Regions from separate parts of the Homo sapiens genome. Here all the other regions are linked to region 4. Evidence: chromatin loops called from intact Hi-C (ENCODE). Cell type or tissue: B cell. All regions are shown on one strand. Each heading gives the region's core, and the rest is flanking DNA. Links, peaks and the distances in the headings are about the cores only. Region 1 has its middle 80 kb from the start of FBXO4. Region 2 has its middle 120 kb from the start of LINC02996. Region 3 overlaps CCDC152 (coiled-coil domain containing 152). Region 4 overlaps OXCT1 (3-oxoacid CoA-transferase 1). Region 5 overlaps GHR (growth hormone receptor).

Evidence for each region. Peaks named below come from ENCODE experiments on the same cell type or tissue, not always from the same donor. Only the 100,000 strongest peaks of a DNase experiment are listed, where the experiment ranks them.
Region 1: a loop joins it to region 4, with 7 times the contacts of the local background. A loop is called at or near these places in 17 of 110 quality-filtered maps.
Region 2: it touches region 4 in a loop (38-fold over the local background); 77 of 110 quality-filtered maps call a loop at or near these places.
Region 3: it touches region 4 in a loop (16-fold over the local background); 78 of 110 quality-filtered maps call a loop at or near these places.
Region 5: a loop joins it to region 4, with 21 times the contacts of the local background. A loop is called at or near these places in 27 of 110 quality-filtered maps.

The regions. Positions count from the first base shown.
Region 1 is chr5:42,002,692-42,007,691 of GRCh38, reverse strand. It overlaps a transcript of FBXO4 not described here. Among named protein-coding and RNA genes, the nearest start is that of FBXO4, 80 kb to the right of the region's middle. In B cell, for the core only: CTCF peaks have their summits at 1,768 and 1,967 (motif pointing left); a DNase peak (open chromatin) is centred at 1,971.
Region 2 is chr5:42,053,453-42,060,144 of GRCh38, reverse strand. No RefSeq gene overlaps it. Among named protein-coding and RNA genes, the nearest start is that of LINC02996, 120 kb to the left of the region's middle. In B cell, for the core only: CTCF peaks have their summits at 2,699 (motif pointing right) and 2,709 (motif pointing right); a DNase peak (open chromatin) is centred at 2,704.
Region 3 is chr5:42,764,113-42,770,804 of GRCh38, reverse strand. CCDC152 (coiled-coil domain containing 152) reads right to left here. Exons shown (of 9, transcript NM_001134848.2): 4 at 1,140-1,208. Among named protein-coding and RNA genes, the nearest start is that of CCDC152, 11 kb to the right of the region's middle. In B cell, for the core only: CTCF peaks have their summits at 2,912 and 3,112 (motif pointing right); a DNase peak (open chromatin) is centred at 3,104.
Region 4 is chr5:41,853,270-41,859,961 of GRCh38, reverse strand. OXCT1 (3-oxoacid CoA-transferase 1) reads left to right here. Exons shown (of 17, transcript NM_000436.4): 4 at 6,408-6,543. Among named protein-coding and RNA genes, the nearest start is that of OXCT1-AS1, 13 kb to the left of the region's middle. In B cell, for the core only: CTCF peaks have their summits at 2,923 and 3,130 (motif pointing left); a DNase peak (open chromatin) is centred at 3,121; H3K27ac peaks cover 321 bases.
Region 5 is chr5:42,580,429-42,585,428 of GRCh38, reverse strand. All of the region lies in intron 2 of GHR (growth hormone receptor), which reads right to left. Among named protein-coding and RNA genes, the nearest start is that of GHR, 160 kb to the right of the region's middle. In B cell, for the core only: CTCF peaks have their summits at 1,783 and 1,985 (motif pointing right); a DNase peak (open chromatin) is centred at 1,978; H3K27me3 peaks cover 426 bases.

The sequences.
Region 1 (5,000 bases), core at 1-5,000, 150 kb before region 4:
GGATCACCTAAGAATCAAACGTTTATTAGCTCTAGGTGAAAGTGAATGTTGCATTAGAACTATTGGAATTGTCCAACCTGTGAAAGCTACAGAGATTAAGCAAGGGACTGGGTACTCAGATTAATCAAGGAGTGTTTGCAATAGAAAAGTTTTCTCCCTCAGGAGTAACACTTATCTACGGATAATATGTAGTTAGTAGTTATTAAATACTGTGTCTAAGAAATAGAAAGAATATGTATTTCTGCCCCTGAGTAGTTTGCAAATTTACACGTCTTAGAAGATGGCTAATACTTTTTAAATTACTTTTAATACAAATTATTTGCAGATCTTTACATCTCAAAAGAGGTTAAGAATCTAAAGTCAATTCATAGGCAGTAAAAATATGATAAAAATGAAAATATCATAAATCATTCATAAAAAGTACAATATACATTGTTTCATACTATTTTTTTAGAGACAGGGCCTCACTCTGTGTCCAAATGTCCTTTTTTTATAAAGACATCAGTAACATCAGATTAGGGCCCACCTTAATGACCTCACTTTAACTTGATTACTTCTGTAAAGATCTGCAAGTAAATTTCCAAATAAGATCACATCCTGAGGTAGTAGTGAGGCTTAGGACTTCAACATAAGAATTTGGGTGAAGGGAGGCAGTTCAACACATAATAAGTATTGTATCCCTCCCAAAAATATATAGATATATATAATATTGATATATATCATGTTTATGTATATATGTCATGTATATATATGTATGTATGTGTGTGTATATACATATATATATATATATATATATATATATATCAGCATGAACCTTAGGAATGTAGGCAAAGCTCCATTTTGCAAATGTTTTATCTTAAAGCCTTGGCTATATTCTGCAAAGCATTTCTTTGTGTATCTTCAACAGAACCAAAGTGAAGGAGAATCACAATTAATTACTCTGAAACTGATGGTTTGCCTAAAATTTCTCTATTACTACCCAATTTGCCCCCAGCAATACTTTCCACAACCAGTGTCAAACAAAGGCTATTAAGACCCTTCTTCCTTTCTTCCTTCTCAACTTTCTTCAAACTTCATATTTACACATTACTTGATGAGTAACAGTTTAGACAAAAAATTGACTTTTTAAATGTAATTTTTCGCTGTACTTTTAAAGGAAATTTACTTATTGCTATATACTATTTCCCACTCCATGTTGCCAAGGTGTTTAGATCATAGTATGTTACATATATTATTTTATGTAAAGTAACTGCTGTTTGGTTTAACTATTTGTAGCCTAACATAATTCTTGCTTATAGGTAGGTACTTTGATATATTGTAGCAGCATTTTAGAAATTAATTAGGGGTCCTTGGCATGATATAAAACACATTACAGTTTTTCTCCTTTAAGATAATAGAAAATAAACTTTTGGTTAGCATTTCCATGAAGAACTTCTGGTTTTTAAAAATTATTTACTGATATTAAGAGGAAATGTCAGTATTTCTTGACTAGTGAGATGATAGAAATGTAGTAATTGAACTGTAATTTCGTGAAACTGATTTTATGAAAACTCAGGCAGTGCTTTCAGCTTAGGCTAAGCTAAGCTTTTGTATCTGTGCACCTCAAAAATATGTCAACATATGTCAATATATTTTTGAGGTGCATAAATACAAAAGAGCCAAACATTTGGGAACACTAGTTACATGATAGCACTCAATATGGAAAGAGGGGAAGAGAGGCAGGGCTTCATCAGTAAATGTTAGGTCACAGGGGGCCTTAGGATCCAGGCTAAGGGGTTGAAAAGTTACTGATAGGCAATAGCGGGTCACTGGTTTTTTTAAAGAGGAAATCTAAAAAGTTTGCTTGGGTGATAGAAGAGGAGGTCAAAAACAAATAGAACTTGACCACTGTGGCTTCTTTTAAATAGAAATGAGTTTAAAAGACTTGGTTAAAAATTCTCAGTTGCCCCCTACTGGTAAGGAAGGGGTGATACAGCACAGATTTGATCAACTTCTGTACAGCTGGAATAAAGCATGGAGGAAACCCTCTTCCTCAGAATGAAATAATGCCAAAAATATATTCAAGCAAAATAATCCCAACAGTTAAGAGCATTATTCTCTGAAAAGTAGCCAATATGCAATAAAAGTTCAGATGGAGGACTCAGAATGAGAAGAGAGATTTCTTCAGTGATTAGAGAATATCAGCTGAGTTAGGAACTTGTGGAGAAAGGAAAAATATAAATCTTCATTTTAAACACCTTCAGAAATCTGAAAATGGTTTGTAAATGTTTTTATAGTCTTTCACTTCAATTAGCTTTCAAGATAAGCCAAGTTGGAAGCACTGCATTAGAGTGCAGTTCAAAATCCCTCCTAAGAACTGTGCACGTATAGCCATCACAAAGTATACTTATGAAGCAAATAAAGTTTATAATTTGAACTTTGAACAAGGGAGAACAAGGTAAAACTCTGTTTCAATTTCTTAGAAAGAGCTTCACTGTTATATTACATCAGAAGATGAGTCCTCTCCAGCAACCCTCAGGTTCTCCGGCTGTATCTTCTCTTCTCTACTTTGCCTTCCTCTTCCAAGATGTTTTATTTAGAATAAAATAACATGGAACATGAATGGCTGAAAGTTTGGAGATGATGAGGTGAGAGAGAAGCATTATATTACCCACCCCCCTGCAGCAAGTTTTCATCAATTGTTTCAGGCAATTTGCTAACCAGTGTTGAAAATAACCAGCTATGTGTTCATTTAGATCAATCAATCAATGCCTCCGTCCCTCAGTTTCCACATCTATAAGATGAAGAGGATGAAAAACATGGTTTTAGTGTCCATTCCAACTGTAAATTCAAAAGCATCACTAAGAATTGTAGAGTCGAATGTAAGTTGACCCTAACTCACCACCCTACCTCACCACCGCCCATTCTACAGAAGAAGAATTTGAAGCGTAGAAACTTCTTGTGGTTTGTTTTTTTTATCCTTGTAGCAGAAATTGAACTGGAATCAAGACTGTGTGCTTATGGTTATTCCTACTCAATTCTAATTCATTTTTATCTGAAATAGAAAAGACAGCCTATATGTCAGAGAGGAAAGAGCTTTGAATCTGCACAAGTGACCAACTTTTCAAAACCAAATAATTTTTTTCCAGTCCTAATGATTTTTAAACTTACATGTATTATTCTATGGTCCTATGTATTTAAACATTTCTGCTATTTTTGTTCATTAATCGATTGAGTATTACATACATTATTTTAGGATTCTAGATCTCTTAAATAGACTTTTTTTACCTCTCGAATATACCCACCTTTGTACTTCTACTCTTCACCTTAAGAAAATTACCCACTTTCTCTCACACATATTATTTTGATCTTTTGTTTCTTAATTTAAAATCAACAAATTTAATGGTTGTGAAAGTTAAATTTGCCAAAGATATTACAATATAATTCTTAAGTTAAAAAAAGTTTCAATAGGTAAGACTGTTTCCAAATGCAGAAGTATGTGTATGGGACATTGGAGGAAGGAAATGGGTGATAAAATAACTTGGAATAAATGATTTTACAAGGAGGTGTCTACAGAAATACAGAAAACCTTGTGATAGTTTGCTCAGAATGATGGTTTTCAGCTTCATCCATGTCCCTACAAAGGACATGAACTCATCCTTTTTCATGGCTGCATAATATTCCACGGTGTATATGTGCCACATTTTCTTAATCCAGTCTATCATTGATGGACATTTGGGTTAGTTCCAAGTCTTTCCTCTTGTGAATATTGCCGCAATAAATATACGTGCACATGTGTCTTTATAACAGCATGATTTATAATTCTTTGGGTATATACCCAGTAATGGGATCGCTGGGTCACATGGTATTTCTAGTTCTAGATCCTTGAGGAATCACCACACTGTCTTCCACAATGGTTGAACTAGCAAGGACAGAAAACCAAACACAACATGTTCTCACTCATAGGTGGGAATTGAACAATGAGAACACTTGGACACAGGGTGGGGAACATCACACACTGGGGCCTGTTGTGGGGTGGGGGGAGGGGGAGGGATAGCATTAGGAGAAATACCTAATGTAAATGAAGAATTAATGGGTGCACCACACCAACATGGCACATGTATACATATGTAACATACCTGCACGTTGTGCACATGTACCCTAGAACTTAAAGTGTAATTTAAAAAATAAATAAATAAATAAATACAGAAAGCCAAATTACAGGCATCTGTGGTAATAAGCTAGCTAGATGGTACGATGTTCATCTATCATTTTTACCAAGCCAACATTCAATTCCTCTTCTGAAAACAGTACCACATTTTCATTTGAATAGCTCTTCCCTCCTTCATTCTTAAGTGTCTGTAGTTAAAAAATTCCATGGTAAGTCTTATGTGTCAGGTCTGGCCAATTACAACACTGCATCCTTCATCACACAAGAGGTGATCCCAAGATAAGCATGTAACTCAAGACAAAGTGAAGTGTTAAATCTCTATTTTTGCCTCAACTCCACAACTTATCTAATTCTATTATTGTCTGAGTTGCTTAAAGTTACTTAGTTCATTTTTTCTCCTTTGAAAAGACTTTGTGATTGTATAATCTATCTCGTTAAATCGTTCTGAGGGTAAAATGGGTAAATACATAACTTATGAAAATGTTTCTAAGCAGGTTACGTTACAAAAACATATCCAATTATAATATGTAAAACTGGAATCACAAAATACATGCCCAACATATATTGTGCCATTATAGAAATACAATCTAAATGTGCTTTATAAGCCAAAATGCAAAATATAAACAAAAGGTGATGGTGATAACATCTCAGCAAGTTTGCTTCTAAGCACCAGGGCATGAGTATACTGAAATTGAAGAAAAATTTATATTATCTGAGCCTATTCATTTATTTAGTTTTTCAAGGATTTGTTGAACACCACTATGTCTCACGCACTTATTGGAGTACACGTGAAGGCAACATTGAAGACATAGATAATATAGATAGATATAGATAATATAGATAGATATAG
Region 2 (6,692 bases), core at 724-5,723, 200 kb before region 4:
TCTGCTGCCTCTGGTATGCTGGTCTACTGGTCTCGATGTTCAACTGCTTGTGTGTGTGCCTGATAAAGTCTCAGGTTTACATGGGCACTGGATGGGGGGTGTCGCAGGCCAGAGTGGTCTTGGAAAACGCAACATTCGGGTGTGAAAAGAGAAGTGTCTGTTCTCACTTAGGTCTGTGGGCACAGGCCCAAGGGTGGAGCCCTCTCCAGGGATTCGGCCCTTCTGTACCTAGCACTTCCCTGGCCTGCTCTCATATCAAAATGAGTGCCTGAGTTTAGAAAGAAAGCATGGTAGCACAATATAGCAACCCCTCGATTGCTCAACCAATTTTTCAAAGGCTTGTTAAATACTTCTAAATATAAATTATCTTATAAGTAGTCGATCTATAATCTGACTTTAAGTAGTTGATCTATAATCTGACTTTAATATATTAAAGTGAGGTTGTCTGAACTGTTGTGAGGGTTAAATAAAATAATACACATAAAGTTCCTGACATATGTGAAGTACTAATTAAGTTGCAAATATAATTATTTTGTTCACAAATGCAATTTTCTAGGCATGATTTCAACAAAACAAACCCAAACAGGTTTATACTATACTCTTCAGGTTATCTAACCACGTTTTTTGGTTGCTTAGCAATGAAGGACAAAAAAACAAAGCTACCAGTGTGACTAAATACGTAATTCATATGATTGGAATTTCAGACCTTAGAAGTTTTTCAATAGTAGACATTGTCCTAATTGTGAAAATGGTAATAAACATTCCAAATTTGACTTTGCACTCATATTGAAATATGTTCCTAGGTATAAAGGCTACACTATGCTTTCGCAGTATTAAGTTATTTGGAAGGTATTTTCATAAAATAAAATTTTTGCTTATTATTGGATAAATTTAGGCTTTAATTTTCCATTTTAAAACAATAAAATGTATCAGGATCATGTGTTGTTTTTATTTTAATTATCTTGAGTTAATGGGTAAAAAACAGAGGCAACCTTCATGTGTTAATAAATATTTGACAAATGTGAAAACAATGTTTTCAGAGTACTTCAAGGAGACATGAGTAGAACTGAGCAAAGGGGAATTGAGTGATGAGAGGGCACACAGTAGCATAAGCAAGCTCTACTCAGAAAGACTGACATTATGGTAATCAATCCATATATTCATTGAGAACAGATATACCACACTGATTCTAGCTCTGCAGGTACGAACTTGAAGCATTCAGTAGCAGCAAGTGTAGTAATGAGAATATGAAGAATATTTTGTTATAGATTGTTAAATTATTTTGACATTATAATATGGAGTACAGCATTGAATTGACTGGCTCATTGAAATGATGCTAGAGTCATTTTAAAATTGTGTAGTGTTTAAAAGAAAAAAATATCAACGGTGTTAGTGACTCAGATGATGGTCCATAATAATCAAATTTAAGGATTCAAGTTAACCACAAGTAAAATAGAAACTATCCAAGCATATTTTTATAACATTAAACTAAATTTTAGCAATTAATTAAAACATCATTTGTCATGCCAAATTAATTTGAATGTTGTTAATTTTGGAGTTTCCATTGGTATCAATTTACCAAAGTACTTTGTTAAAGACTTTTAGTAAAAATAACTTTAAATTTAACCAGAATATAGAATATTATTATTTATGGCTGGGCATGGTGGCTCACGCCTATAATCCCAGCACTTTGGGAGGCTGAGGCAGGCAGATCACGAGGTCAGGAGTTCGAGACCAGCCTGGCCAACATGGTGAAACTCCGTCTCTAATAAAAATACAAAAAATTAGCCGGGCATGGTGGCTACTAATCTCAGCTGCTCGGGAGGCTGAGGCAGGAGAATTGCTTGAACCCAGGAGGCGGAAGTTGCAGTGAGCAGAGATCGTGCCACTGCACTACAGCCTGGGCCACCGTGTGAGACTCTGTCTCAAAAAAAAAATTATTATTTATTATATCTTAAGGAACTCTCATTAGAACCCCCCAAGTTTGTTAGAAATTTTTGAAAACTTTTTATTAAAGTATGACATGTTAAATTTGCTTCAAATTTAAAGCAATATGTGAGCTATAACCATAATAGATATAAAAAATTAATATATATTTTAGCATTATTACAATAAAAATAATTTAAGTCAAAGCTAGGAGTTCTCATGGATGTTTTCTTTGAAAAATAGTCTATTATCTTACTCAATATAAGAAAATTTTTGGAAACTTAAATGTGTTATATTGCTAATATTAAAGCACATGTCAAACTTAATGCTTGTTTTCCTTAAAAAAAAATGTACAAAACTGCTCACAACCTCAAGATTTAGCTTAAAAACCAGAAACTCTGTGAAGCTTTTCCTGACATCTACACCACCACAGTTAAAAATAATGAGTTCATCACTTCCTGTGATTCCTACTCAAATTTTACATCTCACCCTCGGAATCTATCAGCATACACTGTTATGCTTTGATAACAAAGGACCACCAAATCCTAGCAGCTTAAAACGACAATGGTTTCTTTCTTTTCACATGAACGTCTGTCAACTGGTAGGTTTGCTATGTACCATCCATTTATTCCGCCCTCAGGCTAATGCAGCAGCGCCTTTCTAGAACATGCTTGTCACCCTGGCAGAGAGCAAGAGATCTCTGGATGGTCACCCACCATCAACTAAATGCTCCAGCTCAAAAATGACAGGTTAATTTCCGCTGTCAGTGGCCCCATCTAACCACAAGGTGGCAGACATGGACATGCTACCCTGTGCCCAGAAGGGGTTGAATTTGGCACAAACTCCCACACTGCAGGTAAACTCCTCTGGGAGGTAGGCCTTAAAGGAATCACCAGAATCTTGTCAAGGGGATTATCACATTGATTAATTTCTTAGTAAGAACACTTAACATGAGATATACTCTCTTAGCAAATATTTAAGTGTACATTATTGTTGACTATAGGTACAATGTTTCACAGTAAACGTCTTGAGCTTATTCATCTTGCATAACTAAAATTTTATGCCTGTCCTTTGTTCATTGCAGCACCATTATTCGCAATAATCAAGATGTGAAAACAACCTACATGTCCATCAACAGATGAATGAATAAAGAAAATGTGGTATATAAACGCAGTGAAATAATCTTCAGCCTTTAAAAACAAGGAAATTCTATAATACACAGCAGCATGAATGAACTTTGAGGACATTACGCTGTGTAAAGTAAGCCAGTCATAGAGACAAATACTGCATGATTCCTCTTATATTAAGTATCTAAAATAGTCAAACTCATAGAAGCAGGGAGTAGAATGGTTGTTGCTAGAGGCAAGGGGGGTGAGAAATAGGAGATCTTTTTTTTTATCAGAGACGAAATAAAAAAACAAAAACCTTCTTTTTAATTTCTCGTGTTAAATAGCCTGTATTTGCCTTAAATAGATGAAATAGCCTCTGCATACAGCCAATATGTAAAGTGAAAGAAGACAGACACAAGGATGACATTCTGCATGATAACATTTATGAAGTTCAGCAAGATGTAAACCTCATGGATGGTCATAGAACACAGAGAGGTGGGCAGCTCGGGCGCAGGGCTGACTGGGAAGAACACCTCGTGAGGAGCTAAGAAAGTCCTGTCTCTTGATCTTAGTGGTAGTTACATGGGTATATACATACATAAAAATTGATCAACCCCTTTAAGATTGGACCTTTAAACATGTTCTTCCTTAAAATAAAGGCATTTACAGCTACTTGAGAGGCTGACGCAGGAGAATAACTTGAATCTGGGAGGAGGAGGTTGCAGTGAGCTGAATTAGCGCCACTGCACTCCAGCCTGGGTGACAGCAAGACTCCGTCTCAAAAAAAAAAAGGGGGTTTCAAAATTTTCTCATGTGTAGAACTTGGACTGAGAAGAAATAAGAGATCCATGTGAATCCATCTCTTGTCTAACATATTGTTAAGGAAAAAAAAAAACACTGAATTGGTAGCTCAAAGAAGAAAACTCTTCAACAAGAATTAATATAAGAAAGTAAAAATTGGTGTACTTGGGATGTTTCCATAAATTCTATAAGCAATCTTTTTCTTAAGTGATTTCAAATCACTCTCATCTTCAATAGAAAGCTATATCCAGCCAATACATTTAATCAACTTTAAAGATACTCTAATGTAGTTGAAAAGAGATGCTTCCTGGAATAGGCTAATAGAAAAAGCCAGCTTGTCAGGAACCCTTGTCAATAGACATAAAGTTTTAAACAAAATTATTGATTCATATGCAGGACTAAAATGCACATGTTAAGGGGACATAAAGTTCTGTTATTTTATTAATAAGTGGGAAATATTCTTAATAATTCTTCCTTATTATGAAATCTTTATTCCATATACCACTGTTTATTGAGGTCCTTGAAAATCCAACCTTTCATCCTGCGTGGTCTTTGTAATTACTTAAGAAAATAAGAACCATATTTGGAGATTAAGTCCTTCTGGAGAAGAAGTAGCATATATTATATAATAATTTTAATAAAGAAATGTGCGTTACTTTAGAAATTAAATGTATTGCGCATATAAAAAATAGCCCAGTCATTTTTATGTGCCAAATAAAACTAGCTGGTTTCTTCAGATTATTTAGTAGTTTACAAACAATGATCCATCTTAATGGTTCTCAAATGTGTTCAAATGGCAGCGACATCATGAGACTCTTCAAAATATTATAATCTTTGTACAGCACTTTGAAATTTTTATATTTAATTCCTTAACACAAACCAGGAACTACTTTCTTAGCAAAAGAAACAAAAACAAACACTAAAATTATATTATATATGTAATAGATAGTCATAATCATTAGTACACACACCCTTTGAAAAGAAAAATGAATTATCAAATTAATATGTTGAATCATTTTCAAGTTTTTCTGTATTTACTCATTTGCTACTTTTAAGTTTTAACTCTGTTATTATATTATTTATGAAACAATGAGAAAATTCGTATCATTCAATTTTAGCCTCAGAACATTTTGTTTCAAATTACAGAATACCAGACTGCTCTTGCTTGGTTTCGTGGTCAATGATAAGAAATGGAAATCCTTTTCAGGTTTACTGTAACCAGTGAGGTTTTCTTAAGATTTTATTTTATTTCAGTTTTCTTACTGCAGTGAAGTTAAGGGAGTTTAGCATGTATTTACATATAAAGGCTATACTAAGAAATATCACAGGAGAATGGTCTCCAGTATTTTTCTTACTCCTATACTAGCACAAAGAATTTTGGCAAACTGTACCTCTGCACATTTTTAACTTACCAACTAAGATGTTTTATCATAAGCTTAAATAATTGCAAACAGTATAATTTCTGGTATGTTCAAATATTGACATGTAAATAAAACTGTTAAATCTTTCTTTTAAATATATCCAAAAAAGATATAAATATCATTGTCAGTTTTAATATTTGAATTAGCTCTTTTATAAGAGTCAAAAATTTTACAATGCTCCCTTTTCTGCTTGTACCTTGTATTTCTATTAACTTTGCCTGTAGAATTTTACCCAAATCAAATCTACTTTCATATTTGAAATTCTTTTGTTAATCTATCTTCTTTGGCACAAAAATCTACACACAGACATACACACACACACACATATTATATATATCAAAATATTTTTTTTAATTTTAGACTATAAGGCTGTGTTAAAATATTTCCTCTAGATTCAATTACCAGTTTAATTATTAGTAAAAAATTAGTTATATAACAAAATTATAAATACTGATAATTTTAAACATAGAAAAGTAAAATTTTATTTAAAAAACGTAAGTCTGTGGATGTGGCTGTTTTTTACAATTGGTTCATTATAGTTAAATATTAGCCATTTCTAGAATGAGCTAGAGTTGAACAGACATTTCATTTCTATTATTCATTTTTATAGACATAAGTGCTGAGAAATTATATAGATGGAAATGAAAGGAATTTTGTGTACCAATGTCACTCAATTATTTGAACTGCTTTCAAGTTACATGGTAAAAGTCACATACTAATTGTATTAGTTAACTATCACACTGATCTATCAACAAAAATTATTTTTAACAGTATCATTAAAAAAGAAGAATTAGAAGCCACTTGAGTTGCAAATGAAATAGTTACACACCATGACAGCAATATACATTTTCCAATTCTGTAAAGTATGCTCAGATGGACTTATCAAGACTATAAAATGACTCTTAATTGTACTTTTACTTTTTTACGTAGAAGCAAATTATTTGAATTGACACACTCAAAAAGAGTTGGAAAAAAAATTTTAAATGCTAATTTCAATACACTTTAGCCGATATAATTTTTGATCATACATTTTTATTTTATCATGTGTTTTAAATATATTTTTGCAAAAACATGGCACTATAGATTTAACTCTTTCAAATTATGGAAAATGTCTGTCATGTAGCCTAATTAGCAGTCACCATACTGCTTCCTTCTTTGACTGCTAAAAATTTCTATACTTTGGATTTTCTGTCAACCTGTATCCTCTTTGGTGAACAAATATAGCTATGGAGTATGGGAGAAAAACAAAAATTTGAGACAATATTATTGGCAAGACATTGTGCTAAGCTATTCCTTGTCTCTCAATTGATTGACCTTCTCCTAGCTCACTCTGTTGTAGTGTGATAGGTCTCTTCACTGTTCCTTACCAAGCAGGCACCTTCTACCCTATCAGGAAATAATCCCTCATTTCATAAAGACTTCTACTCAGTTATCA
Region 3 (6,692 bases), core at 810-5,809, 910 kb before region 4:
TAATAAAACATTGATGAAGGAAATGAAAGAAGACACAGATAAATAGATTAGAAGAATATTATTAAAATGTCCATACTATCTAAAATGATCTGCATATTTAATGCAATCGCTATCAAAATGCCAATGACATTCTTTACAGAAGTAGACAAAACAATCTTAAAATCCATATGGAAACACAAAAGACCTCAAATAGCCCAAGCAATCTTGAGTAAAAAGAACAAACCTGGAGCCACTGCACTACCTAATTTCAAAATATATTATAGAGCTACAATAATCAGAACAGTACAGCACTGTTAAAAAAAAAAAGACATGTAGATTATGGAACAGAATAGAGAACCCAGCTGGGTGTGGTATTTTAGTCACAAGGAAGGGAAAAGTTGTTTTGAGCCCTGGCATTGAAATAGGAGCATGAGTGCCCCTTTTTAACACTCCAAATTACAGGAATCACATATAAGATCAATATTTTATCTCACATATATAAGGTGCTTGTTTTAAAATAAAGGCAGAGGTCTAAGATGAGAAATGCTTATTTGATGTGAGTTTTATGTGGAAGGGGCCTTTAAGGCAATTTAGTCTAATCTCTGATATAGTAGAAGAAAATCTCACAGCCATCACAGCTGAGTCAGAACAGCACAAAATACTTGGTCTGTTTTGTGAATGGTAGGCCTGTTTGATTAACATGATTGTTACAGATAAGATAAGCTGAATGTGTTGACTTCACTTGCACAAATATAGTCTTAGTCTATGACAAAAAAATTAAATGGTAAACTATCACTGTGGTTTAAATAAAAAATTATGGTTTAACTAGTAATATCCACTCTTCAAAACTGAACACAAGATTATTAAAGACCAAGAATGCTACTGAGAATAAATAGAGTTCTAAATTTTTGAAGGTAATAACTATATGACCTATGTAAAACATCCCTTTATGTCACTATCAGATAGAACATGACTGAATTGTTCTGTTCAGGATAACATTTCTTATTTCATAATCATCTAGGAAAGTATTTTTAAGTAGTAAGGAGTCCTCTTTTAGCTGACAAATTGAAATTTATTATCAACCATGTAAAAACTTCCTATTTTTAAAGGTGCTCAAATACACAATGCTTTTTTAGATTTTACTTTTTTTTCTAACTTACCTTTCAAATTCTGTTGATATTCAATGGTCTGTTGTAGCCCTTTTATTATATTATGAAGAGTAGCACATTCTGAAATATAAAAGATAAATTTATTTTAAAATCCCTTGCTTTCATTTTGGAATTATTCTCTCAGTTGAAATTATTAAAATAAAATAATATTTAAGCCAGGCATGGTGATGTGTGCCTTGTAGTCCTATTGACTCAAGAGGCTGAGGCAGGAGGATCACTTGAACCCAAGAGTTCAAGGCTGCAGGGGGCTATGCTCATGCCATTGCACTCCAGCCTGAGTGACAGAGCAAGACCCTGTCTCTAAAAATAATAATAATAATATTTAATTTGAAATTACAAGATATTAATAAAGCAGCCAAGCACCTTAAATAAAATTATATAAAGGAAAAATATAATTTTTTTTTTTTTTGAGACAGAGTCTTGCCCTGTCGTCCAGGCTGAAGTGCAGTGGCACGATGTCGGCTCACGCAACCTCCGCCTCCCAGGCTCAAGTAATTCTCCTGCCTCAGCCTCCTGAGCAGCTGGGATCACAGGCACGCGTCACCATGTCTGGCTAGTTTTTGTATATTTTTGTAGAGACGGCGTTTCACCATGTTGGCCATGCGGTCTCGAACTCCTGACCTCAAGTAATCCACCTGCCTCAGGTGATCCACCCCCCTTGGTCTCCTAAAATGCTGGGACTATAGGTGTGAGCCTTTACTTTTAACTCACTCATTAAGCCAAATGAATTTCAAAACTTGGTAATGACTTTCCTAAAGCACAGAATAGTATGGGTCCTACCATGTGCCTAAGCAATCTCTGCCCTAAGTAGTAAGGCACACCTGCATATATCTGGGGAACTATAAGAAGTATGTCCATGCAAATCTTCCAGGAAAGAACATCCTAAGGAAAGGGAGTCAAATTATATTGTTTTGGTATAAGACAATGTGTGGTACAATTGTGTGGTATAAGACAATGCTTTTCTTACTCTATCTTCCAGTCTATCCTCTTAGTACTTAGGCTTGAGTCTTAGACCAAGAGATTAGCAATAAAAGGAGTAAAAACTCAGTAAGTAGTGTTCCAAGGCTTCAGCAACTGTGCTGCCAATGGCTGCTGACATAATAGAAGATAGAAGTTTCATTGCAAATATTAGAGCCTTGACATGCGCATTCAAGCCTTGACTATAATATTGGTAGCCACCAGCAACAGCCAAGATGGACAGCAATAGTAGTGGTAATTTCATTACTTTAGAAATCCACTTGGCTATTAGGGCTACAACAGCAGAGACTGTTTTGTTTTGCTTACTATTGATTCCTACTGTTTAGGACACTTGTGGTCCATAGTAGGCAATCCACAAATATTTGTTCAGTGATTATTGGGTTGATAGGTAATATCACAGTAAGCTGAAGCAGATAAGGGGTAAGTAGGGAATCTCTGGTATGAAAATAACATATGTTTTGTCGACTGAATGAAAGAACCAATACTGTGAAGGGAGAATTCAAAACTTTTCACCTTTTAATTAGAGATTCTGCACTCAGTCTCATGTACTTTTTCAACTATGCTGATAGAAATGAGAGTATTTTGCAGAAGTTTAAAGCTTTGTGATGCTATAAGGTGCTATTGTGGCTCTTCACTCCTCCCTGCTCTCCCTACCATCCCCACCATCTACTCAAAGTTCCCCTCATCCTCCATTTTCTCTATCCTGCTATTTCCCAGTAAGAGAATAACGGTTAAATTACATTTGACAGAAATTAGCTGAGAATCTGCTTCATGAGTGTCACTGTGCTAACTGATAGAATTCAAAAATTAAAGAGGCATAGACAGACTCTGCCATCACTTGTCTTTGTGCCTTTTAGAATAATGAATCCAGTGATTCATAGAATATAGTAGCTGAAGTTACTTCAGTAATCCGTAAATTGAGAACAGAACCCTGCAACTGAATGTTTCAAAAATGTGTATTTTCAAAACTTAAACACAAGGTGGCTCTCTCACCACATTTTTCTACAATGGAGCATAGATAAATTCTTCACGAGAATACCATTCACTAATTTTGAACAATGGCTTTTAATTCTCTTTGCAAAATTTAATCCACACTGTTTGTTGTTGTTGTTGTTGTTGGACTTTACTGTGTAAGTTGAAAATGCTGGCCTATTAAATTCTTCCTAAAAACCAGAGGTCAGAATATTAAGCTATTTCTTATACTGTATAATTTAGTAAATCAATAATCATTTTGAGCTCAAATGTGGGCTCTAAGATTAACCAAAAATATGAATATTAATATGTATTTCATACAATAGTTGCAAATATTAAAAGCAATTATACATGTAAAGAGTTTCCTGCAGTACTTGATTCTCAATACTAATATTATTACTATCTTTAACTGGCAAATAAATTATTTATCTGTCTGGCATCAAATGCAGAAAATAAAATGTCCATATATCATTCTTTGTTGTTGAATAAATTTGATCATGTGTAGTTTGCCCCTCCTTCCTAAGTGAATTATTACACACTTGGCTCCATAAGTTGTCATTCTTATGACAACTTATGCTTTTTGCTAAGTACTATCCAGCAGAAAGGACATTAGATTTAGAACAAATAAAATTGTATTTCTTAAAAATAATTTTTGTGGTTACATAGTAGGTGTATATATTTATGGGGTACATGAGATGTTTTGATAAAGGCATGCAATGTGAAATAAGCACATCATGGAGAATGGCGTATCTATCCCCTCAAGCATTTATCAACTGAGTTATAAACAATCCAGTTACACTCTTTAAGTTACTTTAAAATGTACAATTAAGTTATTATTGACTGTAGTCACCTTACTGTGCTAACGAATAGTAGGTCTTATTCATTCTTTCTATTTTTTTATACTCATTAACCAACCCCACCTCCCTTCCAGCCCCCCACTACCCTTCCCAGCCTCTGGTAACCATCCTTCTACTCTCTATGTCCATGAGTTTAATTGTTTTGACTTTTAGATCCCATAAATGAGAACATATGATGTTTGTCTTTCTGTGCCTGGCTTATTTCACTTAACATAATGATCTCCACTTCCATCTATGTTGTTGCAAATGGCAGGATCTCATTCATTTTTATGGTTGAATAATACTACATTGTGTATAAGTACCACATTTTCTTTATTCATTCATCTGTTGATGAACACTTAGGTTTCTTCCAAATCTTGGCTATTGTAATCAGTGCTGCAACAAAGAGTGCAGATCTCTCTTTAACATACTGATTTCCTTTCTTCTGTGTATATACCCAGCAGTGGGATTGCTGGGTCCTATGGTAGCTCTATTTTCATTTTTTCAAAGAGCCTCCAGGCTGTTCTTCATAGTGATTGTACTAATTTCCCTTCCCATCAACAGTGTACGAGGGTTCCCTTCTCTCCACATCCTCACCAGCATTTGTTATTGCCTGTCTTTTGGATATAAGCCATTGTAACTGGGATGAGATGAGATTTCATTATAGTTTTGATTTGCATTTCTCTGATGATCAATGATGTTGAGCACCTTTTCATATGCCTGTTTACCATTTGTATGTCTTCTTCTGAGAAATGTCTATTCAAATCTTTTGCCCATTTTTGGATTGGATTATTAGATTTTTTTCCTATAGGGGTGTTTGAGCTCCTTACATATTCTAGTTATTAATCCCTTGTCAGAGGGGTAGTTTGCAAATATTTTTTCCCATTCTGTGGGTTGTCTCTTCACTTTGTTAATTGTATCCTGTGCTGTGCAGAAGCTTTTAAACTTGATGTGATCCCATTTGTCTGTGTTTGCTTTGGTTGCTTGTGCTTGTGGGTTATTGCTCAATAAATCTTTGCCCAGACCAATGTCCTGGAGAATCTCCCTGATGTCTTCTTGTAACAGTTTCATAGTTTGAAGTCTTAGATTTAAGTTTTTAATCCATTTTGATTTTATTTTTGTATATGGTGAGAGACAGGAATCTAGTTTCATTCTTCTGCATATGAATATCCAGTTTTCCCAGCACCAGTTATTGAAGACTGTCTTTTCCCCAGTGTATGTTCTTGGCACCTTTGTCAAAAATGAGCTCACTATAGATGTGTGGATTTGTTCATGGGTTCTCTATTCTATTACATTGGTCTATGTGTCTGTTTTTATGCCAGTATCATACTGTTTTGCTTACTGTAGCTCTGTAGTATAATTTGAAGTCAGGTAATATGATTCCTCCAGTTTTTTTCATTTGCTTAGGACAGCTTTGGCTATTCTGGGTCTTTTGTGGTTCAATACAAATTTTCAGATTGTTTTTTCTATTTCTTTGAAGAATGTCACTGGTATTTTGATAGGCATTGCATTGAATCTGTAGATTCCTTTGAGTAGTACGGGGATTGTAACAATATTGATTCTTCCAATCCAAGAACATGGAATATTTTTCCATTTTTTGGTGTCCTCTTCAATTTCTTTCATCAGTGTTTTACAGTTTTCATTATAGAGATCTTTCACTTGTTGGTTAATTCCTAGGTATTCAATTTTATTTGTAGCTATTGTAAATGGGATTACTTTTTAAATTTCTATTTTAGGTTGTTCACTGTTGGCATATAAAAATGTTACAGAGTTTTGTATGTTGATTTTGTATTCTGCAACTCTACTGAAGTTGTTTATTCTAATAGTTTTCTTGTTGAGTCTTTAGGTTTTTCCAAATGTAAGTCCATATCATCTGCAAACAAGAATAATTTGACTTCTTCCTTTCCAATTTGGATGCCCTTTATATCTTTCTCTTGTCTGATTGCTCTAGCTAGGACTTCCAGTACTATGTTGAATAACAGTGGTGACAGTGGACATTCTTGTCATGTTCCAGATCTTAGAGGAGAGGCTTTCAGTTTTTCCCCATTCAGTATGGTACTAGCTTTGGGTCTGTCATATATTGCTTTTATTATGTTGAGTTATGTTTCTTCTATCTCAGTTTTTTGAGGGTTTTTATCATGAAGGAATGTTGAATTTTATCAAATCCTTTTTCAGCATCAATTGAAATGGTCATATAATTTTTAGCCTTCATTCTGTTGATATGATGTAACACATTGGTTGATTTGCATATGTTGAAGCATCCTTGCATCCAAGGGATGAATCCCACTTGGTCATGATGAAAGATCTTTCTAATGTATTGTTGAATTTGGTTTGCTAGTACTTTGAGGATTTTTACATCAGTATTCATCAGAGATATTAGCCTGTAGTTATTTTTTTTTATGTGTCTTTGTCTGATTTTGGTATCAGGGTAATATCAGCCTTGTAGAATGAGTGTGGAAGTATTCCCTCCTCCTCCTCCTCTGTTTTTCAGAACAGTTTGAGTAGGATTGGTATTATTTCTTCTTCAAATGTTTGAATATACAAGCAAGTCTCCTCCCTCAATCTCCCGAGTAACTGGGATTACAGGCGCCTGCCACCATGCCCGGCTAATTTTTGTATTTTTAGTAGAGACGGGGTTTCACCATCTTGGCCAGTCTGGTCTTGAACTCCTGACCTCGTGATCCACCCTCCTCGGCCTCCAAAAGTGCTGGGATTACAGGTGTGAGCCACCATGCCTGGTCGAAATTTAGTTAATAAT
Region 4 (6,692 bases), core at 868-5,867:
ATCTGATTATACATATGTACCTACACCTATAATTACTTGTGTGTGTGTGTGTGTATATATATATATATATATTACATATATATATATATATATATATTACTATACTAGTCAGGTATAATAGTTTTTTGAGAGCCCAATGGTCAGTCTATCACTCTAAAATGTCTGGTTGTGTACCAATGACTTTGAACCTCAAGATAAAGGCAGTGACCCCTCTGCTGTGCCCTTGTTCTTTGTTGAGGAAGCTGCAGCTCTGAAGGAGTTAATAATCAGATGTAGGCCATGAGCTGATTATGGACATTCCCTAGGATTTAGTTATTTTGTCTGGGAAGGGCTAACCAATTCCTGGGATGTATACTTGAACTTCTGTGCTCAGCTCATGAAAGATTTCATTTGTCTCATGTAACTACAGAAGTCCTCCCTTATTCGAGGGGCCTGTGTTCTGAAATCATGGCTAATACTCAACCCAATTGCTGTCAATGGGAATGTATTTCTGTTTGTCTTCCACCCACAAATTTAATGTCTTTTCCATCTTAACTAAGCTCTTATTATGCTCTGTGGCTATAACTTTTGCAGTTTGAGATATGACAGCAAAACTAGCAGATATTTTTCTCTTTCTTTGAAATTTAATGGATAAAAGATTCATTCTTACTTAGATCTTTCACTTAAAGGAAGCACTTTATGACCTCTTTCTGGCATATCCAAGTTGCCTGCACCACTACTCTTGTGTTTTGGGGCCATTATTAAGTAAGATAAGGACTACTTGAACACAAGCACAGCAAAGACTGCAGCAATCTATCTGATCACCATCATGGCTACTAAGTGAAGAACAGGAGAGTAGTATATACAGTGTAGATGTGCTGGACAAAGGGAGGATTCACACCCCGGGCAGGATGGAGTAGGATGATGATAGCTCATCTCGTTACTCAGAATGGTGCAAAACTTAAAACTTATGAATTTTATATGTCTGGAATTTTCCATTTAATATTTGTGGACTGCAGTTGACTGGGTAATTGAAACCACATAGAAAATGAAACTGCAGATTGGGTGGGGGATGGGGAAATTACTGTATGTCATAAATTAGCCTTATATTTAAATGAAGCATTTTGTTTTTGGTACTCTTGATATATTAAATATAATTATCTAATCCAGATTTAAGTATGTCTAAAATGAAAAGTAAACAAAAGAAATACAACTTGGTAAGTGATCCCAACTTTATTTTTGTTTATCTTATTTTGACAAGAATTGCCAATTAATGAGATTTCAGAAAATCAGCAAATTAAATTTCAGATTCAGAGCATGGAAATATTTCCAGAACATTGTCTCTGATGCGGTATCTTTTTGCTTTATAATAATGTGTCTCATTAATGAATTCTTGGCCTTAGACTTTTTCTAGTCACCAAAATGTTTGAAACCCAGGTTTGTTATGATGCAGGAAAAAGATCACATCTCTCTTTAGTATGCTAAAAAATGTTGGCTACTAAAGGAAAGCACCCATCTTTTTGAAGGTCTTATCAGCATTGTCTTTAGTATTAAAGAGCTATAAGATGGTTTAATATACATGTCTCTATTAGAAATGATATGTTCCCCATTTGCAAAAGATCACATCTATTTTTCTTTATCTTGTAAGCCTTTATAGGTAAGGGACTTGTCTTACTAATTTTTTATCATCAATGTCTGATAATAGGTAAGATATACACTTGCCAAATTTGGGTTGTAAAGTATGTGGCAAGAAACACTCTCATTGTAAGCTGACAGCATTTTCAAGACCTGAAGAACTGGTCAGGTAGTGCACCTGGGGCTAGCGTCTTATGCACTGCTTGATTGCTATGCCAGGATACTAGTCTAAAAACAAAGCAAAGCCCATATAAACAATGATTCTCAGAGCTAACAAATGAATAAAGAGATGTGATCTCCAAATAGAGCCAACTTAAAATGGGTAATGGGTTGAAAAGCCAAAGAGATCCAGAAGACAGTAGTTAGAAAAATTCCCAAGTCAATCAGTGTCCAACTATATTCTGGCTTTACTATGGGCCTGTAGGAGTTTCAGATATTTTAAACTACAGAAAGTAAAATGGATCATATCTACCTTCATGAATTATTTTATTACAACTTTATTAGTCTGGGCTGTAGATGATATCAAACGTAATTGAATTTTCTGAGTGGTTGAGGAGTTTACCAAAGGGAGCCTTTTCAGTGGAATGGTCAGGGATGAGGGAAAAATGAGTAATAAAGAACACTGGAATTTGTATTGGAGGGGTGCTGTTACCAGCCCCAGGTCTGAAGGAGTGAAGGCAGGGAGCTGTTACTAGGACCTGGAAGAAAGCTTTATGGAGGGGGTTATCCAATAGGCTGTAACTTCTCAGGGAGAGAGCCAGAGGAATATAAATCCCAACATTTTCCCCTCACCCACATCCTCTTGATGGTGCCTCCCATTGGGTGAACCCGGTCAGAGTGGCTGAACCCAATCAGAAGCCAGAGGGCAAGGGGACCCCTCAATTTAGTCTACAGGGCAGCCATCTGAGGTCCAGATGTTGGAGGGATGGTGAGGCCAGGAGAGGAAGAGAAGTGAGCCAAAAGGAGAATGGGTGGAGTGAGGTTGGGGACATCAAAGGGCAACTGATCACATGGGACCTTGCAGGCCACTCCGGAGACCTTTAATTTTACTCTGAATGAAAGTACCATCACAAGGGTGTGAGCAAGAGCAGTGATATGTTCTGACTTACATTTTATATGGCTTGCTTTGGCTGCCATGTTGTGTGGGAGGGGAAGCAGGGAGGGTTTGCAGTACCCTGGCAAGATAGTGCAGAGTACCAAGGAGAGAGTGAGAAATGGCCAGATTTTGAATAGGCTTTGAAGGGGGAATCAGGATTTCCTGATAGATTCAATGTGGAGTTTGTGAGAGAAGTCAAAGATCGCTGCGTTAGTTTTGGGCTGAGGATCTGTAAGGTGAGCCTGCCATGAGGTGAGATGGGAAGGCTGCAGTGGAGTTGAATTTGGGGGAATAGAATTGTGGGGACCTAGCCAGGTACTAGGAGTAGGTTAAAAACTCAGAAGGCATTGTGTGCATTGAGAGTAATGGGAAGACAGCCCTTGAACAACGGAATCCTTAGGCCTCTGGTGACCTCTAGTGGACAAATGTATTCTTAACTTGCCGGGCATTCTAGCTCAAAAGTACACTCTTGAAAATGCTTATGTTACTTAGGCATTAGTTTTCTTTTGAACCAAGTGAGAGTAAGTCATGCAGCTATTTCTTTTCTACCCATGGTGGATGGGAAATCTTATCAGATTCAGCATTTGAAGGCTAGGGGTGCAAAACACGTTGAGTAGGAGGTTGACAGTTACCTGTTACCTAGACACTTTGAAGTGTTCATTGTGTCAGGAGTGCCGGGGGTAGGAAAGAGGTTTGGAAATGAAATTCTGAGAATTGGGAAGGAATCAGCTGAGCTGGAGTGGTCACTTGTCGGTGTGAGGAGTATGAGAGTGGAGAGTGGAATGAAGTTGGGAGAACAGGTGGCATCAGGAGAAATGTCAGTGGTTTGTCACATACTTAACACCTTTCCAGATCAAGTAAGTAGGCGTCACTAGTGCTTGTTAATTTCCCCCAACCAACTTTCTTTATATTCCATCACCAAAGCCAGAATTCTGGAGTGGGTCTGCAGCTTCATCAGGATGGGCAACAAGTCTTATGAATTATTTCCCCCAAAGACCCTCTTGATTTCTCCCTTCTCCATTCCCATTCCCACTGCTCAGACTCTCACTGTTGGTTGTTTGGACTACTTCGAGCCTCTTCATTGATATCCCGGCCTTTCATCTTTCAAGCTTTCCAGCTAATCATACTGTTATATTTCCGCTTAAAACTTTTTACAGGGACTTCCTGTCTTTCAGGATGAAATCCCACAAGGCTGATCACAACTGGTCCTGCCTTCTCCCCTCCCACATGCTGTTGCCCTCAGTCCATACTCCAGGAACACTGAACATGTAGTTTCCTGAGTGCATCTTTGCAAAGCTGTCTATCTGTCTGTTTTTCTCTACACCTCCACCCCACACACTGTTCTCGAGATGTTTTCTTTTTTCCTATGTCTGTGTAAGTGCCACCTCCTGTAAGATTTTTTCTGCTATCTTTCTCCTCCCCAAAAGTTGGGTTCTCCATTTTCAGAATTATCACAATTTGTGCCTAATTCCCTTAGCATGTCTCTCCCTCTGTTGTAATTATAGGTTACGTGTTTATTTTCTCAGTTTCAAAGCTGCCCAGGACCAGGTCTTATTCATGATTGTAGCTCCAGAGCCTGACACAGGGATAGAATAAGCACTCAGTAAGGGAGTTTTAGATGAATTAACAAACCTGTGGTAGAATAAGCACTCAGTAACGGAGTTTCAGATGAATGAACTGTGTAGATGACACAAGCTCTGTAGGGAAGGAACCATCAGAGCACTAAAGGAATTAGGAGGGAGAGATTGTAAATAAAAACTTCTGTTTCTAGGAAGCACTCTGGTCCTTATCACTACATTTCTGTCTCTTAAAAGGCTTTCTTGAAGCATAGTATGGAGTAATATAGAAAAGTGAACATCTCATAAATACAGTTTGATGGAGTTTTACAAGCTGCACACCCATGTCATCAATGCCCAGATAGATAAATGGAACATGACCAGTACCCCAGGAAGCCCTCTTCCTGCTCCTTCCAGTCGCTGTTCTCTTCTCCCACTACCAATATTAATCGTTAGCCTTACTTTTGATTCTCATAGATTTGTTTTGTCTGATTTTGAACATCATATTAAAGGAATATTTCAGAGTATAATCTTGTGTCTGGCTTTAGCTCAACATTATTCTGTGAGATTCAACCATTGTTACTGATGGTTATAGATGAGTCATTCTCACTGCTATACCCCACTTCATTATGTAGTATGCCACAATTATCTATTTTGCTGATGAGCATTTGGGAGGCTCCAATTTTGGCCATAATGAACAGTGCTGCTATGAATTTTCTTGCACATGTCTTGTGATGAACCTAAGTATGCATTTCTGTTGGTTATAGACCCAGAATGGAATTGCTGACCCATAGCATATGGATATATTGAACATTAGTAGGTACTAACAGTTTTTCCAAGGTGGTCATTTCAGTTTAAATTCCCCTTGGCACATATGAGAGTTCTGATTGTTTCACATCTTTGTCGAGACTTGGTATTTTTTTCTTTTTTAGCCATCCCTTCATGTTTGTGGTGGTGTCTCATCATACTTTTTGCCATTAAAAGTGTTTTGCTACGAAAAATACTTCCCCATTAAAACAATTTCACCATTAAAAAATATTTCGCCATTAAAAGATATTTCGCCATTAAAAATATTTCACCATTAAAAAAAAATTTTGTCATTAAAAAATTTCACCATTAAAAAAAGCTTAAGGTCAAGTATTCTTATCTTAGAAATGTTTTATTTCTCTAGTTGGTTAAAATATTTCTGACTCTTGAATGGAAGATGATCTTCAGTCTTTAAGGTGACTGAAATGGAAAAATAATTCATTCAGTTATCTATCTTGTTACATTGACTTTGCTTTAAATTCTAGGCATATTTTGCTTTGAAAAATAATAGAAATAAAGAAAGGCATAAACCTGGAGACCTTCACCCAATGAAAAAATAAAGTCAACACTGTGTATACCATTTCTAAGAATAAATTGAGCGCCAGCTTTAAAATAATAAAGATATTAAACTATAGTATATATAATTTAACAGATACAGGATTATTGTTTCCACTTAACACTCTTCACTGGCTTGTGATTAATTTTTTTTTTGCTTGTTTTTGTTAAGAATGTGTAAATCTTCTTGAGCAAAAGATTTATGATATAGGGAAAATGTTCATAGCTATTTATAATTTGGGTCCACATTTCAATGAGCATGTTAATCTCTCTTTTAAATACCAGAATGCCCCTCTCTCCTTTTTAGAAGTGAAAGAGCTTCTCCATCCAAATCTTCATTTTGGGTCAGTATATTGTCACTGCATTTATGTGTTCCTTCAAAGCATAGGACAAGAACCAATTCATCTCTTTGCTTATCTTCTAACTCAGAATCACTCTGCAGCCGTGAAAATAACAAAAGGTGCGGGGTAAAACTGTAGGGTTGACATGGGTGTGAATATTGGCTGTATGTCCCTTACTGCCCAAGACCTTGCCCTGTGCATGCCCCGCTCCCACAAAAAAATAACTTAAACTTCTTGACTTTTAGTTTCCTCAACTGTAAAATAAAAGGATAGCTACCTTGCAAAAGTTTTGGGGTTATGGGAGACTAAGAATGTGGATCAAATGCCTATAAGAAAGGATTTATTTTTCTTTAAATTAACAAAGTTTTATCTCTTTAAAAAGATGTAATAGTGTTCTGTCAGATGCTCTTTGGTAAGCTCCCTTCATTTTCCTTCTAGGGTTGACAATTTTGGTTTGGGGCTTTTGCTTCGGTCCAAGCAGATAAAACGCATGGTCTCTTCATATGTGGGAGAAAATGCAGAATTTGAACGACAGTACTTATCTGGTGAATTAGAAGTGGAGCTGACACCACAGGTGAGAAAATTTGCTTTTCTTTTATAATACTAACTTACTTTAAAAATTCCTTTTTTCTCCGTGGAAATTTCTTTGTGCAAAAGAGGTAAGGCAGAAGGAATAGTACTTTGCCAAACCAGGGAATTTTGTTTCTAACTCACACCTGTTGA
Region 5 (5,000 bases), core at 1-5,000, 730 kb before region 4:
CATCCTAAAACTCAAATTCACACACATAAAATAAGATGTCATTATTTACACAGGACTATTTGTTTTATAAAAGGCTTAATCTAGGGTCCTTTTACCTGTAACAGTTTAGTGTTTGTCTATAGGCTATTTATGAACCAGAAAAACTACAAGAAAGAAAACCCAATGGAAGGAATCCTCTGAGCTGAGTATCAGAAAGGAGGGCAAAACATCATTCATGCAAGCCAGTGGAAAACCAGATCCTACCAATAGCTATTTAATTTTAATTAACATGATTTTTATCTGACTATTCAGGGGCTTAAACTATTGCACAAATCAAGGTTCAGCTCATACAGCTGAAAGGATACCTCATCCTTGAGGAATCCTTTGGACAAGCCTGCTCAATTGAGGCACAACTGACGTTCATAGAACTGTATTTACCTGGCCAAGGTAACAAAATTTTTAAATGGTCAGAGAACAGGGAACTGGAATCCAGATCCTAAGTATTACTCTTTCCGCTCTTTACCAGTCATGCAGAGAATGAAGGGTATGTCTGAGACTGAAAGCAAATTTGCTTACTATAGAGAGCTGTATTTTCTACCATCAAAGAGAAAGAAGGCAGTTCTGTACATGCACGTGTGTGTGTGTGTGTGTGTGTGTGTGTGTATACATTCTAGTTAAGAAGCTGAATAATCTGTATGAGTGTTCTAACAGCAATAATGATATGCAATACTAAGAAAAGAAAAATCAGCCAAATGAAATCTTAGATTGTTTATGATACTTAAGGAAAAATATATTTATAACACATCACTTACCATGATATTAACAATCAAGGATAAAATTATGAAAAACCACTACACAAAAAGGGTTAATAATTGTGCAGAATGCTGTGGGGGAAGACACACACATACACAAAACACACACACGGTTTATGTCGGTGTTTGGAGTACGAGTTCTGCCCTATTGGTTAACATAGATAACTATTTAGTTTCTTCAAAGCTTGAGGGAGTATACGGCATCTGCCCTGTGAAATCTAGTCTCAACTTTGCATCAGTGCTGTGGCTTTTGCTGTCTTTTCCTCCCACCCAAACTTACCTGCATTCCTGCCATGTTCCTCTGCTAAAAGGAGTAATTGGAGATTATGCAGAGACACACTGATTATTAAACATTCATTTAAAAAAAAGCTGAATGACTTTTGCTATAAATTTAGTACCTCGAGCCTTAATAACATTTACCATGCAAGTTATTATTTATTACTTCACGGAAGACTAAATAATCACTAAACACCAAAGAAGCACATTAAAAAAAATACATAAGGGTTTTCCATCAGCCAGACCTGAGTTCTAGTGCTAGCTTTTCCACTTGCTTTGTGACATACTACAATCTTCTTAAACTCTCTTAACTTCAGTGTCTCCTGGAAAAAAGAAGACTACTAACGGACCGCAAAGAGACTTGGAGGAACAGTAGGAGAACACAGTGTCCTTTACATTGTCAATTTTCAGTTCATGTGAATTCCTTTCACCTGGTGACTGGAAGCTTCTAAACTGTAAGAATTTATATATATATATATATATCTTTATTTAAAGATATATATATCTTTATTTTTTGCAAGATTTGGAAAATTCAAAGGTTAGGGAAGGCAGGAAAGAACCACCTTCTTTTGCAAGAAGAAGAATTTGGGTAAATGACAAAAGAAGAAAATGAGGGACAAAGAAACAAAAATATCCCAAGGGTAATGTTTTCCAGGTAGATTTTTGAAACCTTTAAAAAGCCCTTGAATAAATGCCAGGGTCTTTACAAAGTTCTGCTCTAAATGTAACTTGTGTGCAAATAGTGTCCAAACAGCTGGAGGCCATCCTAACGATTTCTGGCATAGCTGTAGTCTGTAGACATCATGCTGGGGACCTGCGCTGACTTGTGTGAACTGGCCAGCTCAAACTGGTCACTTTCCTGCTGTTCCCAGTTAAATATTTTGCTGCTTGTCAGCACTTCCACTAGAGGGCAGCAGGTGGAAAGAAGATGTCAAAATAGATTAATGCCGATGTTTGGCAATAGCAATTGTCAAGGTGGAACGCAAAGTAATGGGGGTGCAAGGGCCTAGTTGACTGAATGGAAAAGGTAAGATCTTGAGTAATTAGTGGGTTTCCATTTCTAAGTGAAGACAGAAATGGGAGAGGAGAAGGAGTTTAATGTCAGTAGAAAGCTGAAGCAAGGCTTCCCAAACTGGTTAATCTTCAGACTCATGTTTGGAGGTTTAGTCAAACAAACAAGCACACCTAACACAGAAAACACTCCAGAGCATCATTCTGTTGCAGGATTCTTCAGGTCTTGCTTTTCCAGCTGGAAACTTTTGTGTTTCCTTTTTGTGGCTGGTGGCACATTTGCCCAAGTTTTGCTCGGGCCCAATGGGCTTGTTCTGCCAACGGCCTGGTAGGCTATGCTCGGGTTGCGCTACCAGCCTGGACCCCATGCCTGCCAAGGGCAAGCCAGGCGTGGAGCAATGAGGGATACGTGAGTGGGTAAGCATGGGGTTCAGCCACTGTGTACAGCCAGGTACACCAGCTGCCGTGGTGGGGTGAGCAGCTCCAGGCACCAGCACAGGCACCAGCTCCATGCAAGCCTGCGGCTGCATCTGATGTACGCAAATGGCTTCCACCGTGGGCAACTGCATCTGGACGAGGGGAATGTGGTGACGCCTGGGAGCATGGAGATGACAGAAACCGCAGAGCCCCCAAAGAGGGTGTCACACAGGTCTGGGCTCCCCAAAGGGCTGTAGCTCTTCTGTTCTTGTCACCTACAATGTGGTGGGCAGGGAAGGCATGTCTCAGCCCTGTTCGTGTTACAGCTCTTTCAGTCCTGCTATTAAGTGGGTCCTGAGTTCTTGTCCCACATCCAGGAAGAATGAGATACACAGACAACTGGAAGGTGAGCAAGGTGAAGAAATACTTTACTGAGTGACAGTACAGTTCTCAGGAGACCTGAAGTGGGTAGCTCTTATCCATAGGCAGGTCATCCCGACATCTGCCCGAGTTTGGATAAGTCCAGGGATTTTATGAGATCAGAAGGGAGGAAGGGTGTGCTTATTGGTCCATGGGTGGCTATGGGAAGGCCTGGATAAAGCACCATAAGTTCTCACTCCCAGCCAAGGACTCCACCTGGAACTGATAGCTCAGCCACAAGGCTTCCGGCCATCCCTGGCTTGAAGGTGGAGCTTCACTGGGGACTGGCCTCTTTCTGCCCAGGAGCCTGTCTGCCTTCTGCCACCATCTACATGTCATCCACAGCACCCAGGCTGTTCATGCCAAGGGGCGCCTGCAGGCCTGCGCTGAACCACCCCTTAGTGCCCTCTCAGTCTCCCTCCCATGCTGGTTGGTGTCCAAAGTCCAGAGAGTGCCTATGTGCCAGGGGGCTGGTGTGTCAGCACTGCTCCGAGTGTGTGCACACCTGACCAGGTCATGACAGCATCCAGGCTTGGCCATGACTTTGCTTCACCCCGGAGCGGGTGCTGGGTGCAGGTGCAGGGAGAGGCCAGGGAGTGATAGCAGGCACTTCCAAGCCTGCAGGAGCAGGGGGTGCTTCCTGGGCCCCCGAGAGCACGGGGATGCCCAGGTCTAGAGGCACAGATGGGCAGCTGCAACTGTGCCTGAAGAGCACTGGGCTTCAGACCTGCCAACTCAGAAGGGTCAGGCTTCCCACCTGGCAGCTCTGTGGAGGGCACAACCACAGCCGCACCTCCCCCACTACAGCCGGCATCTTCACAGCAGCGGCTCCAGATGGGCCGCTGCTGCCATCAATTCCAGATCTTCCACATCAGAATCTCTATGTATGAGGCTTCAGAATTTGTATTTTTCAGAAAACTTCCAGCTTATTCTAAGGAACAGCCACAGTTGGTCTAATACAGGACCTCTGAGGTCCCTTCCAACTTTCAGAAGACCAACTTCACTAACATAATATATGCTTAATGCAACCTTCAAATTAATGGCAAACTTGTCTATTCCACTAGCAACCTGTCTCTAGAGAAAGAAAGGGCAGAGGTAACTAAGATTTCTACAGTGTGGACTGCAACTTACAGTTTTCACAATTCCATAACAGACACAATCTCTCTTAACCGTTTAATCCTCACAACAAGCTTGCAAGTAGGAAAATTCTAAAACTCCACTGACAGTTGGAAAAGCAAGTTCCAGTGAGGCTGCCTTAGGGTGGTGAGTCCAGAAGCCATGACTTTTGACTGGAGTTTATTCCTCTCCATCATAATGTGCAGTGCCTTTTCAATTCCGTTCTGACTCTGGACTTATAAACAATCTTTTAATCAAACAATTTAGAGGAGCTCTAAGAATGATGGCCAAGTCCAAGTTATGTGCAGAATAAGAATGGAAACAAGCATAAGAAAGAGATTTGTAATGGCAATCAAGAGACGCATCCTCATCTTTTCTGCTGGTGCTGCAGGAAGCAGAAGGAAAATACTCAGTGGTAATTTTCAAGGAATACGAAAGATGAATGAAGGTGGGTGAGGAGTCAGGGGCCACGCTTCTGCCACTGGAGAGAGGAGAGTGATTTTATAAGGGTCTTGTCTGAACATAATTCATAAACTTCAAAATCTTCTTTCTGCTGAGGACCACTCTGCAGTGAGGGAATAAGCAGGTATTTCCTATTTTGTCATGTTTCAAACAGATTTTCAAATAAATTTTTTCAACTAAAACACTTGCTGTTAAATGCCAACCGATTGAGAAAAACACACTAGAGAAGGAGGTTGTGTGTCTTGGTCCTACCTCTGACAGTAACTGCTTGAAATCTTGGCTACATCGTTTAATTCTCTGGGCCTCGGCTTCCTCATCAGTAAACAGTGAGGACTGGTCCTGAGGCTTCTAGCCAGAGAGATCACAAAGATATTTAGTTTAGTTTCAATTTATTTTTAATTAGTTTCTAACATTTAGAACCTAGGAGACTCATATAAAATATTAAAGATCAACTTTTGGGTATACTCAGATGAGGAACAAATGGGGCAGTTTTCCATAGCTCTTTCC